Linked DNA regions of Homo sapiens: regions 1 and 2 are each linked to region 3. The links are chromatin contacts, found by Hi-C or POLR2A ChIA-PET in ENCODE. All regions are on one chromosome and are shown on one strand. Each heading gives the region's core, a stretch centred on a gene start or an enhancer-like site at or near the end of the contact. The rest is flanking DNA. Distances are from core to core; before and after follow the strand shown. Region 1 overlaps LINC02520 (long intergenic non-protein coding RNA 2520). Region 2 holds the start of PXT1 (peroxisomal testis enriched protein 1). Region 3 holds the start of MTCH1 (mitochondrial carrier 1).

Region 1 (4,067 bases), core at 345-2,844, 530 kb before region 3:
GCCCCTTCCCTCTCCTGACCTGAGCACCCATGTCCACACCCAGCATCCTCCAAGGCCTCCTGTTCATCCATGCTGGCTTGTAGACCTATCAGGAGGTTTTAATATTGGACATGGAGGGAAAGGGAAACATAACAGCACCAGGGAGGCCCAGGGAAGTCCAGAGCAGCCAAAGAGAAAGGCGGATCTGAAAAGGGAAGCCTTGGGTTTACTCAGACATGGCCCTCTTTTCATTTCAGGGATGAGAGTTCCGTCAGGAAGCATCACATCACCCATCTTACATGTGTGATAAGGAGGTAGCAACTAATTATATACTAATGTGTTTCTTACATTGTCTCGTCTATAACCCTCACATCAGTCCTATGAGGCTGACAAGCTGACTCTCACTTTATGGATGAGATGAAGCACAGAAAGGGTAAGTAACTTGCCTGAGATTGCCCAGCTCATAAATGAGGGAGCCAGGATTCACGCCAGGTCTGCCTCATGCCAAGTCCACATTCATAGCCACCTCGCTCTTACAAGTCCTCAGGCAAGGCTCTTTCTACATCCGTGACAGAATTCTGTTCTGACACTGCGGCCTCCTCTCGCTTCTCCTCCCCTCCCCTCCATCCTGCTGCCACAATCTGTAGTCAGCATATGCCTCAGAAAGGCGACAAAGCCACAGACGTGTCCTCAGAGGTTTTTAAAAAAAATGTAGCATTATTATGCAAGAGCTGAGAGAATTGTTGCTAGAAACACCCCTCGCCTTACTTAATCCTGGCACGTTGGAAAACCCATCCGAAGACATGAATCTGAGCCTCTGGGGCACCGAAGACCTTGGACTGGTTTTCTCCTCCATCCCCTGCCTCTGGAAGGAGGCCTCTTAAATACGATCTGAGACAGAGAAGGGCCTCTCCTGAGAAGACATCTGTTACCCTTGCTCTATAGGGAGAGGCCCAAACCAGGAGTGCCCAGTTGCACAACTCCAGGGGCGCCATTCCCACACGGTACCGCGTGCCTGTGTCCTGCAGCTGCTGCAGGCAGCCTCCCTCCTCCCCGACTGCCCTCAGTCTCTCCAGTGCCCCATGGCCCAGTCCATCCTCCGGGAGTTTTGCACTGTCTCTAGGTCTGCCCGCTGCAGGCCTTGTGGCATCTTAAGCTCAAACCTGAGTCTGACGGATGGCTGGATGCTGGGCGGCACAGCGCGTCTGGAGTCCTTCCCGGGAGAAGCCCCAAGTACAGCCCAGTAAATCAATAAACAAATTAATAAGCAAATACTGCTGTCTGCTGAGCTGAACTAGGACTCCCGGGTGAACAGATTTAAAAATCAACAACAGACGGCCACAGGGCATGCCTGGACCGGGCACCATACCTTCGTGGAATTTTCAGAGGCTCCATCCCCCAGCCCATCACTCTCAGGACTAGAAACACGGTGGTGCGGGGGTGGGGGGACTCCTGATTTGGGGCTGGCAGGGAGCAGCACGGGACAGGCTGTTGTCTGGGAAAACCCCCCCGCCAGCTTCGACTCTCCCTCACTTGCTCTAGTCTGCTGCTTCCTGCCAAGAGGAGGGCTTGGTGCACTGCTGGCAGGACCTTTGATCTGGGTACCACAGATCATGATGTGACCAAGGAGCCTCAGTCACGTGGGGCACCAGTTAAGGGGGTTGGCCCTTCCTAGCTGACTCCCAGCCACACTGCAGCAGCTTCTGTTCACTTCTCAGCGGGCTGCAGAGGCAGGGAGGGGGAGGCCAGGTGGCACAGGACTGACCCCAGTGGATGCCACCTCATCACCCTGTTGGTGAGAGAGCAGGCAAGCAGGGCACATGGGCCTGGGGAAGACCACAAGGCCAGGTCCTCCAGGCAGGGAGGCTCTGGCAGAAACCTCTGTGCCAACCCCCTCCTTCCTGTCCCCGAATGCAGAGGCCTGCCCCTCCCCGCCCCAGTGCCCAGGAGGCCAGGGTCAGGAAGCAAACAGAAATGCCTGCATGCCTGCAAATAGACTCCAACCGATCTCAGGAGAATTTCCAGCCAGCAGGCCTGTGGCGCCCTTTGCTGAAAGGGCCTTCTGAATGCCCGAGTCTTCTCTTTTGTGCTCACAAATGCCACCCAATCGCAGCGGCCGCGAAGCTGCATAAATAAGGCAGAGAGAGTGTCTGCCTGGGGCGCTGGCCTCTGGGCTGCCTGCCAGGGCTGTCAGGCCGCCCAGACTTCAATACCAACAGACTTAAGGGACAAGAAAACAGCTCAGGTAAAGGCTTGGAAGCTCAGGAGGGAAGTGACCTGTCTTGTGAGGCGACGGAGATCAGTCTGCTCAGGGCCTTCTGATGCTAGGCTGTCGCTAGGCCCATGACCCGCAGGCTCTCCCCCACCGGGTGGGCACGAATGGTGCCCAGCAGCTGGGGAAGCAGGCCTCTCAAGCGTCACCCTGCTGCATCCCATATCTCATGCTGCTGATGAGCCAGGGTCCACACTTTCTTTTCCAGCCCACAGGGAGGGGGCTCATCAGGCTGCTAGAGCTCTCAGCAAACACTGCAGAAAGAAGGGAGGATGCTGCCGGGCATGGTGGCTCACGCCTGTAATCCCAGCACTGTGAGAGGCCAAGGCAGGCAGAACACTTGAGCCCAGGAGTTCGAGACCAGTCTGGTCAACAAGGCAAAACCCCGTCTCTACTAAAAATACAAAAATTAGCCGGGCTTGGTGGTGTGCACTATAGTCCCAGCTACCCGGGAGGCTGAGGCAGGAGAATTGCTTGAACCTGGGAGGCAGAGGTTGCAGTGAGCTGAGATCGTGCCATGGCACTCTAGCCTGGGCAACAGAGTGAGACTCTATCTCAAAAAAAAAAAAAAAAAAAAAAGCAAGGGAAGATGCCAGCCAGCCCCAAACACCCCAGGACGCTTGGAGAATTCTGGCCATGAAACTCACCTGCTGGGAAACTCTGGTGACCCACTAGGCCCACAGAACATTGTCAAGACCTTTGAGAACATTCTAACGTTCCTCCACAGAGTCTAGCAGTCATTGGTATATGCTGTGTCCCAAAGCACCTTTGAGGAAGGTGTCAGGTGGTGACACTGAGGAAGACAGATATGGTTCCTGCCTTCCCGGAGTTGCAGTGAGGGAATCCGGGCTCTCAGATTCACAAGGCGGAGTGTGGTTTTGCTGGGCCTGGAAGGCTATGGTGCATCTCATGGGCTGGGGCAGCAACTCATTGCAGGTGGTGGGGAGGGAGAGAGAGAAGGAAGCCAGCCTGCTGGGGGTTGTCTGGGCAAACAGAAACCTCTCCCTCTCCCGCCTCCAGGCTGGCCGGGAGAAAGGCGCAGCCCCAGGCCCTGAGTCTGCCTCCCAGGCTGCCTGCCCTAGGGCACTGCTCATTAATTACCACAGTGCCGCCAAGATAGCCCTGGCCTGGACTCAGTCCCACACCAATTGCCATGTGAGAGGAAAAGAACTGGAATTTGGGGAAAATGACAGAGAAAAAAGAGATCGGCTTCAAGGGAACAGGCCCTGAGTGTAACTTTCTTTCTGGCCCTGGGGAAGACAAGAAGCTGCACAATGTGGATTGGAGCACAGGTCCTGGGGCAAGTCCTGGCTCTCCTCTACATGCTGTGTGGCTTTGGGTGAGTCACTTGACCTCTCTGTGCTTCAGTGTCCTTGTTTGTAAAATGAAAGTAAAGACAATACCAGTGTTCACAAGGCTGTTGTGAGGATTAAATGAGTGAATGCATATTCAGTGCTTAGAGCTGCTCCCAGCACATACGAAGAGCTATATACGTGTGACTCATGATTACTCTCAGCGAACAAGGTGGCTGGGCCTCCCCAGGGAGGCAGGCACTCTGGGCTGGACCACTTCAGCCTTGTAGGGATGGGCTAAGAGGAGTGAGAAGAAAAGACAGTGAGGGAGGTAGCCCTGGAGCTACAGGCAGCCCCACCTCCTGGATGAACAATGGAAGAAAAGGGAACCCACTGGTCCCAGATCGGTGTGCAGTGTGACACGGCCACATGCACCTTTTACATGTGTATACACTCATATAATCACCATGCAGATCAAGATAATGTTCCCATCACCCCAGAGTGCTCCTTCAGGGCACTGGCCT
Region 2 (4,192 bases), core at 1,397-3,896, 540 kb after region 3:
AAGCTCAGGGCTACAGAAGGAAAGACATGACATTTTATGAATCAACAGAAAAAGATTCAATAAGATAAATCAGACACCAAAGAGAGGAAAAAAGTCACAGAAACACATGGCCTAATTCTAACCTCATCTCTACACATCTATTTGAAGGGGGAATAATAAATATAAAAATGCGTGTATTATTGTCCTTACCAAAGTTACTAGATGTCTCTGTTACAGATTTTTTTTTTTTTTTTTTTTTGAGACGGAGTCTCACTCTGTTGCCCAGGCTGGAGTACAATGGCGCGATCTCGGCTCACTGCAACCTCTGCCTCCCGGATTCAAGTGATTCTCCGGCCTCAGCCTCCCGTGTAGCTGGGATTACAGGTGCCCACCACCATGCCTGGCTTATTTTTGTATTTTTAGTAGAGACAGGGTTTCACCAGGTTGGCCAGGCTGGTCTGAAACTCCTGACCTCAGGTGATCCATCTGCCTCGGCTTCCCAAATTGCTGGGATTACAGGCATGAGCCACCACGCCCGGCTTCTGTTACAGAATTTAAGACTGACCTAACTACTACAGTTAGGCCTAATACAATGTATTTCTTAACTTCTTAAGGAAAACGAGATTATTGGAATAGTACGTGTATTTCTGGCATAACAGGAAGGAACAAATTGTGGATGAATAAAGAGAACCTTTTGGCAGCAGTGGAGTTTATCCAGCCCTCATTTCTGCCTCAAAGGAGGAATGCAACTCTGTGCCAGAAATATGTGTCTATATTGCAATGCTGTTGATAAAACAGCCTACTACAGTGCTTTGAGGAAAATAGGCATTACGCAGGTATTTGATGACTAAATTAACGTCCAGCTGAACTGAAAGCCCTCATAATGCTACTAGTACTGCTACATACCAGATAATATGACAGTCAAGGCCATGGGAATTATATGGCATTGGCTGCCCTGGTTCCATGGGGAGACTTGAGTGAGCTGGGCGGAGGAGATTTGGCCTAATGGCATTAAGCTCTGATGATACTAGAAGCAGCCCTCAGAAGGAAAAGATTAATGGGCTATCTCTAAACCATCAGAGCAATATCGGAATATGCATGAAAATCATTTCCTACCCCGTGTCAGGGTCAAAAAAAGCACTATCTTTTCTCATATTGGCTTCTGGAGAGTCAGGGCTTCTTGTCCTACGACTGGTTTAGGGCAGGGGAGGAAAACATCGACAAAGGGTTAAGGCTGTTGGGCAGTTTTTAAAATTCCCAGCCCAGCCTAAAGGTGGTGTCTGTCAACGTGTGGTCGGTCCCTGGATCATCAGTAACAGACCAAGAGTGCAGGTGCTTGCTTAAATCCCAGACTCAGGGACCCATCACAAATCTCTAGAATCAAATTTATGGAAGAGGTGCTAGGGTACTGCAACCTTATTACTAAGGAACAATCTTCTGTTTCAGAACTATGGCCTAGGAATTGGGGTTTCAGGTGGGGGCCTTGAGCGGAAGTCCTCTGACTCTGGATTCATCACATCCGACAGACACTACTACAACACTTTGTTTTGAAGACCATTAAAAAACTACCTCAACTTCTCGCACAGCGAACAGGAACAAAACTAAGGACTCTGGGACATATTTTCATAAGCTGGTTAAACAGTTCCTTCACAGCCTTGTTTATCATGTTAGTTTGTTCACTAGATTCTTATTTAAAAATAAATCTCTTCAACTGAGGAATTTTCAGAAAGAATCACAAACTCCAAAATAGAAGAGTTTTCTCATAGTGCAGAACTGGGCTTCTAAACCTGAAGACACTGCTATAAAAAGCAAAGTTTTATTTAAAAGAAAATTGCTGGTTAAGGCTTTCCCCAGCTCTTTTGCACTCAGAGCCACGGATGAAAGCTGGCAATTTGCGGGTGGCAGGGAAGGAAGACGCGGAAACAGGGCTGAAAAGACCGAGCAAAATGCGCTCGGCTCCAGAGTTCAGGAGGAAGTCCCCACCAACTACCTAATTTTTAATGGAGCCAATTAATTGCCAGAAAAACCGCGTCTGCAAATGTTTTGCCAGTCAACACTCCAGGTTCTCGCCATTCCTCTCCGGCGGGATGAACCACCCGAGGCCTGCAAAAAGCAGTCAAGCAGTCAAGTTACACTTCAGCTGTGCCCACCACCTGGGCGCAGCGTCGCCTCCCTCCCCAGGATCACCAGACTCTGCCCTCCGCGCGGAAACAGGAGCCCATCAAGCCGCTGCCCACAGGTTCCTCGCGCCCAGCTCAGCCCCGCGGCCTTTCGACTCGGGGGTCCGAACCGCCGCCGCGTCCGGAGGAGACGCCCCCTCGGCCACAAAGGGAAGACTCGGGCCACGCCCGCCGCCACACTCTCCCTGCCCGGTCTTCGCGCCCGAAACCGTACCGCGCCGCCACTTACTCGTCGCTCCCCGCCGCGCTGTCCCGCTCGGGGCTGGAATCCGCCCGGGAGGCGCGCGCAGGCCGCGCAGCCAGAAGCCGCAGCCGGGACCGGCTGTGCCGCAGCGGCGCGCGCCCCCCGCCCCGGACCGCGCGGCCACGCGGCTGAGTCACCCAGCGCTTCACGTTAAGAGTCCCCTCCGCGCGTGGCACGCCGGGAAGGCCGTGTCTGGGGACCCCGTCCGGGGCCGCACCGTAAATGGGTGTCGCCTTTCCTCCAGTCCACTCTGCACCCAACCTCAGCGGGCGCACTTTTCTGAGTTGCGCATACCCTCTCAATTATTAAAGGTTGCAGACGGAAAAGTTAGTAGTTTTCGGAATTGTAGAATACGCTCGTGCAGCGCCAGGACGGCTAATGCTTACCCGAAAATGTGGAACCCTGATCTCCCCATGCGTGGAGCGAGGTTGGAGGTAGCGTAGTAAGAATACTGGAGTTGCTTAAACGCATTTGCTCGAAAGTCACTACCCTGGATATACATTCTGGCCAAAAGAAAGGGGGAAAAACTCCACATTTTTCTCAAATACTGAGTTTCATGAAGGTACCTGCTATTACAAAGGTGTATTACAAATTTTAAATCAACCGGAAGCAAGTTACTGGGAAAACTGTGTTATGAGTAAAAGATTTCAGCATTCAAAAAACATCTATATATGGTCCATGTCCTATGAACCAAATGCTGGAAAACCCAAAAGGAAGTTCTTATTGTCACGGTTTCTAGTGGCTTTTGTACTTTTAAAAATTACACTAGGCCGGGCTTGGTGGCTCACGCCTGTAATCCTTGCACTTTGGGAGGCCGAGGCGGGCAGATCACCTGAGGTTGGGCATTCCAGACCAGCCTGGCCAACATGATGAAACCCTGTCTCTGCTAAAAATACAAAAATTAGCCGGGCGTGGTGGTGGGCGCCTATAACCCTAGCTGTTTGGGAGGCTGAGGCAGGAGAATCACTTGAACCCAGGAGGCAACTGGGAGGTTGCAGTGAAGTTCCCTCTCAAATATATATATATATGTCTATATATACTAATTAAATATACTGATTATGCAAACTATTTGTAAATTGTTGAAAGCTCTATAAACTAATAATAGCACAAATTTTAAAATTCGAAGTCGATTCTCCTTTTCCTTACAAGAGACTCTCTGAAAACTAATTTGGAATTGGATTAGAATTGGTGTTGAAGTGGAAGGAATGTAAGAAAATAGTTTGACTCAGTAGGTTTCACACGGTTAACGGATACTTGTATAGCAAATTTGTTTTATCAGGGTCAAAAAATTTAATTTTCAAAACTGAAGACATAAATTTTTTCATTATAATTTGGTCTTAGAGGCCTAGAGGGTCATTTTCCATTTCTATTCTCCCTCGTTTATGACTATAAAGTATGCAGGACTGTATTGTGTTTATCTCAACATGGACTAGGCTGTGAGGCTGCACTCGTCATCTGTAAGTCAGTCTCACGTCCCCATGGTGACTCAGCTTCCCTGCTGCTTGCGTCAGTGGCTCTGCCCTCCCAGCACTTCCGGGCTGGCAGAAGAGCTAGATTGGAGAATCCTGTAAGGGCTCTCCTTTGCCTCTGCCAGAAGTGAGTGGCCTTTTCACTTCTGCTGACGTTTCACTGTCCTGAACTAGTCACCAGGCTCAACCTGACTGACTCTAAGAAGGCTGTGAGATATAAATTCCTGTATGCCTGGAGAAAAGGAATATGAAAAAAGATTTAGTAAACACATGGCTATAAACCAATTTGAGTGAGTTATAGGCTCCAAACTTTACAACAG
Region 3 (4,529 bases), core at 1,694-4,193:
TTTTCCTTTTGCTTGATCCTATCGGGCACATGGATCTTCCTAAAGTTTTGATTCTGTAATTAGTGCTACCATAAAAAACTGTACAATTTTGGAGAGTGTTTTTGCTCAGTCATTCATTTTCTAGTAATATTTGTTGTGTTCCTATCATGTGCCAGGCATTGAGCCAGGCTTGGGGTTCAACTATGAATAGAACAGTCCTGGCTGTCAAAGAGCTTACAGTCTAACAAGGGAGACTGACAAGAAAACAGGCAGTCACAGTGCAGTGTGGTCAGCACTGCATATGTGAGGTGGCATATGCAGAGGGTGGTGGCACCGAAGTGGGGGGCACTACCCAAGCCCAGAGCTTACAGCCTTTTTTTTTTTTTTTTGAGATGGAGTTTCACTCTTATCGTCCAGGCTGGAGTGCAGTGGCGTGATCTCGTCTCACTGCAACCTGTGCCTCCTGGGTTCAACTGATTCTCCTGCCTCAGCCTCCCGAGTAGCTGGGACTGCAGGCATGCGCCACCATGCCCAGCTAATTTTTGTATTTTTAGTAGAGACGGGGTTTCACCATGTTGGCCAGGCTGGTCTCGACCTCAGGTGATCCACCCGCCTCGGCCTCCCAAAGTGCTGAGATTACAGGTGTGAGCCACCGCGCCTGGCCAGAGCTAACTCCTTTATAGCTCTAAAGGTTTATTGCCAGGTTGCTCAGTAGCTTGACTGCTGAGGAAGATTTTCTTTCATTCAATCATTTCAGTGAGTATACTTTTCATTTCTAGATGTTCTGTTTGGCACCTTTTCAAATACACCTGTTTTTTTTTTTCCTTTACAATTCCTGTTCTTTTTACTAGTACTTCCTATTATTTATCTTTGCCTTCATTTGAAACCTACTTCTTTCCTTTTAATTTTCTTTGAGATGGTTCTATTATCTCAAGTTCTTCCTGTTTTGCCCATTCTCTCTCATGATGGCACGTTTCTTTGAGCGGCTCATACATTTTTTATTGTGAGGATTCTTTTTTTCTTCCTCTTGGAGTCTCTGTGAGCCCTGAGTTGTAGAAATACAGCTATTGTGCAGTTTAACATTTGCTTCTGCTTGGTACCCTACGGGTCTAACTGGTTTAGCTGATCTATTTTTCCTTCAATTTCTTCACTTGGAGAAATTGTTCGATCATTTAGAAATACTTTACTGAACATGTACTATGTGCATAGTCCTATATCTGATGTTGTGGAAGATACAAAACAATGCAAGACAACACAAAGTTGCTGCTTCACATGAAACTACAGTTTGAAAGGGCCAAATACAGTATAGGCCCAAAGTTAGGTGACCATGTAAGGCAGAGTAAAAGGCTCAACGGTGAACAGCCAAGTTCAGAAAGAAAAACAGACAGTTGGAGAAAAATGGGGACGAAAAGCCCAAAGAAGGAAAAGGTTCCTGTGAGGAAGTTTCAGAAGGATGGGGAAGTAAATCATCCTCCCCTACCCCCACCCCCCACCCCCAAACTAAAACCTATCGCCTCTTCTGGGTAGAGAGTTAGTGTGGCACTAGGAACTTGACTTTGAGGTCCTTATTGAGAAAGCTAAATCAGAACCTAGGCAAAAGGAAGTCATTTAAGGTGCTCCTGGGGGATGTTTGATGAAAATTGTGTTTGATGGAGAAAACACAGCAAGTTGAAAGGGTTAGCAGGCTTTGCAAGTGATTTCACTAGGACAAGCCTGGGTTAGGGAGGCCAAGGTGAGGGAGAGAGGGAGTGTGGCATGCTTTGAACGTGGAAAGTACATAGTGTTCATTATCAGGAGTGGGAAGAGGGGAGGTAGCTTTTTAGGGGGTAAGGCAGGAAGGGAGTTAGAAAGGACAGACTGGGAAACCCGGACTAACAGTGGCAGGTGTCGATCTAAAGAAATTTCTCACAATGAACTGGCTATAGACTAAGTACAGACAAAGGGACCAGGTCTTCCATTGCTGTGTCCCTGCACACTCTAGGATCCGTTCAAACAGAAACTTTTATTGCGAACCCCCAAAACTAGCACGGTTCTGTTGTAGGTGTTGTTGCAGAGTGTCGGGCACGTTTACAAACAGGAACAGGGCACTTGCTGTCCTATCTTCCTCGCAGGGTTCTTGTGACGATTACACTTAAATCAACACGTATAAAGCATTTTAAAAAGTGCCTGTCACATAGTCCCTGCAATTTAAGGTCTAGTTGTGATTATTCACTTGTATTAACTAAGAATCAACTACAGGCGCCTAGCAGTGCCTGCATGTGCTCACACTGAGGCACTCACTAAAACCCTCAGGATCTAGTGAGGGAGACAGTCAAATACTTTAGAGCAAAACAAATTTTACAACCACGGACTCTGAGGAAGGCGTGCGAAGGCTCCACAGCTGGGGAGGGTGCCCACAGTCGCCGAGGGGACATCTGGATTTGCTCTGGTTGGGAGAGCATTCCTGGCAGAGGAGATGGAAAATGCGATCGGACAAAGAGGCTGGGACCGCGGAGGGGATCGGGCTCGGGGTCGGGGCTCGTCCTGCAGCAGGAGATTCAGCTCGCGCAGAGTTCCACGCAGGCCGCGGCGACTGGGATCTGGGCCGCAAAGGGGCGGGCAGAGAACTGCAGAGAAAACTCCCGAAGCCAGGGAGGTGGCTTGGAAGCGCCTCAGACCATATTGGGGACGTCTGGCAGCCAGAGGCGCCGAACCCCGCCCCCGCGTGCTCTGGGCATCCCGGGGGAGCGCCCCGGCCTGCGGCTGCCGCCACAGCTCCCGAGCCCGGGGCCCCGGCTGCCCGCCACCATTGACCCCCGGCCCGCAGCCCAGTGTCCTGCTAGGCCTCCAACCGGCCGGGGAGCCACATCCGGCGTGTCCCACCCGCCGCACCACGCTCCCGAGCTCCCCCGCGGCCTGGAGTGGTGCGCCCCGGCCCCGCCCCCTGACGCCGGTGAGGGGGCGTGGCCCCGTCACGTGACGGGGAGTGACCTCGCCGCCGGGCGCCATGGGAGCTTCGGACCCGGAAGTGGCGCCCTGGGCTCGCGGCGGTGCCGCGGGGATGGCGGGAGCCGGAGCTGGAGCCGGAGCTCGCGGCGGAGCGGCGGCGGGGGTCGAGGCTCGAGCTCGCGATCCACCGCCCGCGCACCGCGCACATCCTCGCCACCCTCGGCCTGCGGCTCAGCCCTCGGCCCGCAGGATGGATGGCGGGTCAGGGGGCCTGGGGTCTGGGGACAACGCCCCGACCACTGAGGCTCTTTTCGTGGCACTGGGCGCGGGCGTGACGGCGCTCAGCCATCCCCTGCTCTACGTGAAGCTGCTCATCCAGGTGGGGGACCAGAGGCGCCGTAGGGAGATGGGAGGCTGATGTGAAGGTGACAGGCCAGGATTTGGAGGATTGGGGCGGGCAGTCAATGGCGACGGATTTGGGGAGAGGGGTGGGGACGGCGGGTTTGGGGGGCCGAGTGGGTGGGATGGGAGGGAAGCCGTGAGGGAGTTGGGAACGCAGGGGTCACGGGTTTTAGGATACAGAAAGGAGACCAAGGGGTTAGAGTAATAACAGATACGGGAGAGGGTGGAAGGAACAAGCGATTTGGGGGAGTGCCAAGGAGGGAGCGATGGGCTGGAAAAACATATTTGGGAGATAAAGGAGTGGGGACGATGGACTTGGGATAGGGAAGGGAGCGAATTTGGGGCGAGGGAAGAAGCAATAGAATTGGGGGAGGGGCAAGAAGTTTGGGTGAAGAGATGGGGAGGAAGGTTGGGGGCCCAGGCAAAGTGTTTAGAGAATGAGGAGCACATAATTGGGGTAGAGGGGAACGGAGGCTCTGGATTTGATAGAGATGGATTTAAAACGTCTTGGGGTGGGGACAAAGTGGGCGCCAGGGCCAGAAATTTAGGAGGGAAAGAAGGACACCAGACTGGGGGTGGACAGAGGAGACGGAGGTCTTGGGTTGCATTGTGATTTAATTTGGTGGGAGAGTGCGAAGGCAAAGACTTTTGCAGGGGAATGCTATCGGTTTACCGGAGATGGGGGCTCTGGATTTGATGGCGACGACGGATTTGGTAGGAGGAGGGGACAGGGTGACGCGTATGGGGGGAGGGGAACAGATAGGGCCAGCATTGGGGGAGGGGAGTGGCAGCGATTTGTCTAGAGAGGGGAGCTAGGAGGAGGCTTTAAGCGGGGAAGGGGGATGACGCATTTGGAGGAGGAAATGGAAGTCATAGTTGGGGTCAGAGAGAGGAATCACAGTGCTTGTATCTGGGCAGATGAGGAGAAGGGGCACGGGAGTATTGAAATTGGGCAGAAGGGACAGTGGAGACATAGGTGGCAGGATAGGTAGGGACTACCAGAAATTGAGACCGAGGTAGGGATGTCTCTGGAACAGAGGGATGCATAGGCACTTGGCAGATTTGGTGGTGGCCAGCAATGCGGTACAGATGAAGTGTGCTGCTTGAGGAGTGAGCTGGAATGAAGGGCGTGTGGAGGTGTGAGAATTAGGTGGGTGTGGCTGGGATGGGTACAGTTTTGATGGGGGTCATTAGGCCAGAATTTTCCAGTTAAGAAGCTT

The links. Hi-C counts contacts between places; a loop is a spot of excess contacts on that map. ChIA-PET counts read pairs that join two places held with the same protein, here RNA polymerase II (POLR2A). Pooled maps may share reads with other maps.
Region 1: a loop to region 3 is called in a map of naive thymus-derived CD4-positive, alpha-beta T cell, with 8 times the contacts of the local background. The contact joins the enhancer-like site here to the promoter of MTCH1 in region 3. A Hi-C loop is called at or near these places in 1 of 168 maps with a recorded cell type or tissue (naive thymus-derived CD4-positive, alpha-beta T cell) and 5 of 50 pooled maps. POLR2A ChIA-PET finds 5 or more read pairs at or near these places in 4 of 52 experiments (HEK293, activated CD4-positive, alpha-beta T cell, activated naive CD4-positive, alpha-beta T cell and 1 more).
Region 2: a map of gastrocnemius medialis shows a loop between it and region 3 (5-fold over the local background). The contact joins the promoter of PXT1 here to the promoter of MTCH1 in region 3. A Hi-C loop is called at or near these places in 1 of 168 maps with a recorded cell type or tissue (gastrocnemius medialis) and 10 of 50 pooled maps. POLR2A ChIA-PET finds 5 or more read pairs at or near these places in 1 of 52 experiments (A673).

What each region holds. Positions count from the first base shown.
Region 1 is chr6:37,514,223-37,518,289 of GRCh38, reverse strand. The region is part of intron 1 of LINC02520 (long intergenic non-protein coding RNA 2520); the gene reads right to left. Among named protein-coding and RNA genes, the nearest start is that of LINC02520, 8.9 kb to the right of the region's middle. RefSeq lists enhancers at 1,006-1,385, 1,476-1,525, 1,398-2,182, 2,183-2,967. Within about 2 kb of position 1,594, at least 20 of the 41 ENCODE cell types and tissues checked have a DNase peak (open chromatin) inside an H3K27ac peak, as active enhancers do.
Region 2 is chr6:36,441,308-36,445,499 of GRCh38, reverse strand. PXT1 (peroxisomal testis enriched protein 1) reads left to right here and starts at 2,646. Exons shown (of 5, transcript NM_152990.4): 1 at 2,646-2,965. It overlaps KCTD20 (potassium channel tetramerization domain containing 20), which reads right to left and starts at 2,500. Exons shown (of 8, transcript NM_173562.5): 1 at 2,389-2,500. RefSeq lists enhancers at 1,383-1,442, 2,048-2,147, 3,632-4,179 and silencers at 2,308-2,597, 3,756-3,825.
Region 3 is chr6:36,984,610-36,989,138 of GRCh38, reverse strand. MTCH1 (mitochondrial carrier 1) reads left to right here and starts at 2,943. Exons shown (of 12, transcript NM_001271641.2): 1 at 2,943-3,286. The coding sequence starts at 2,966. RefSeq lists enhancers at 2,339-2,548, 2,667-3,389 and a silencer at 2,639-3,228.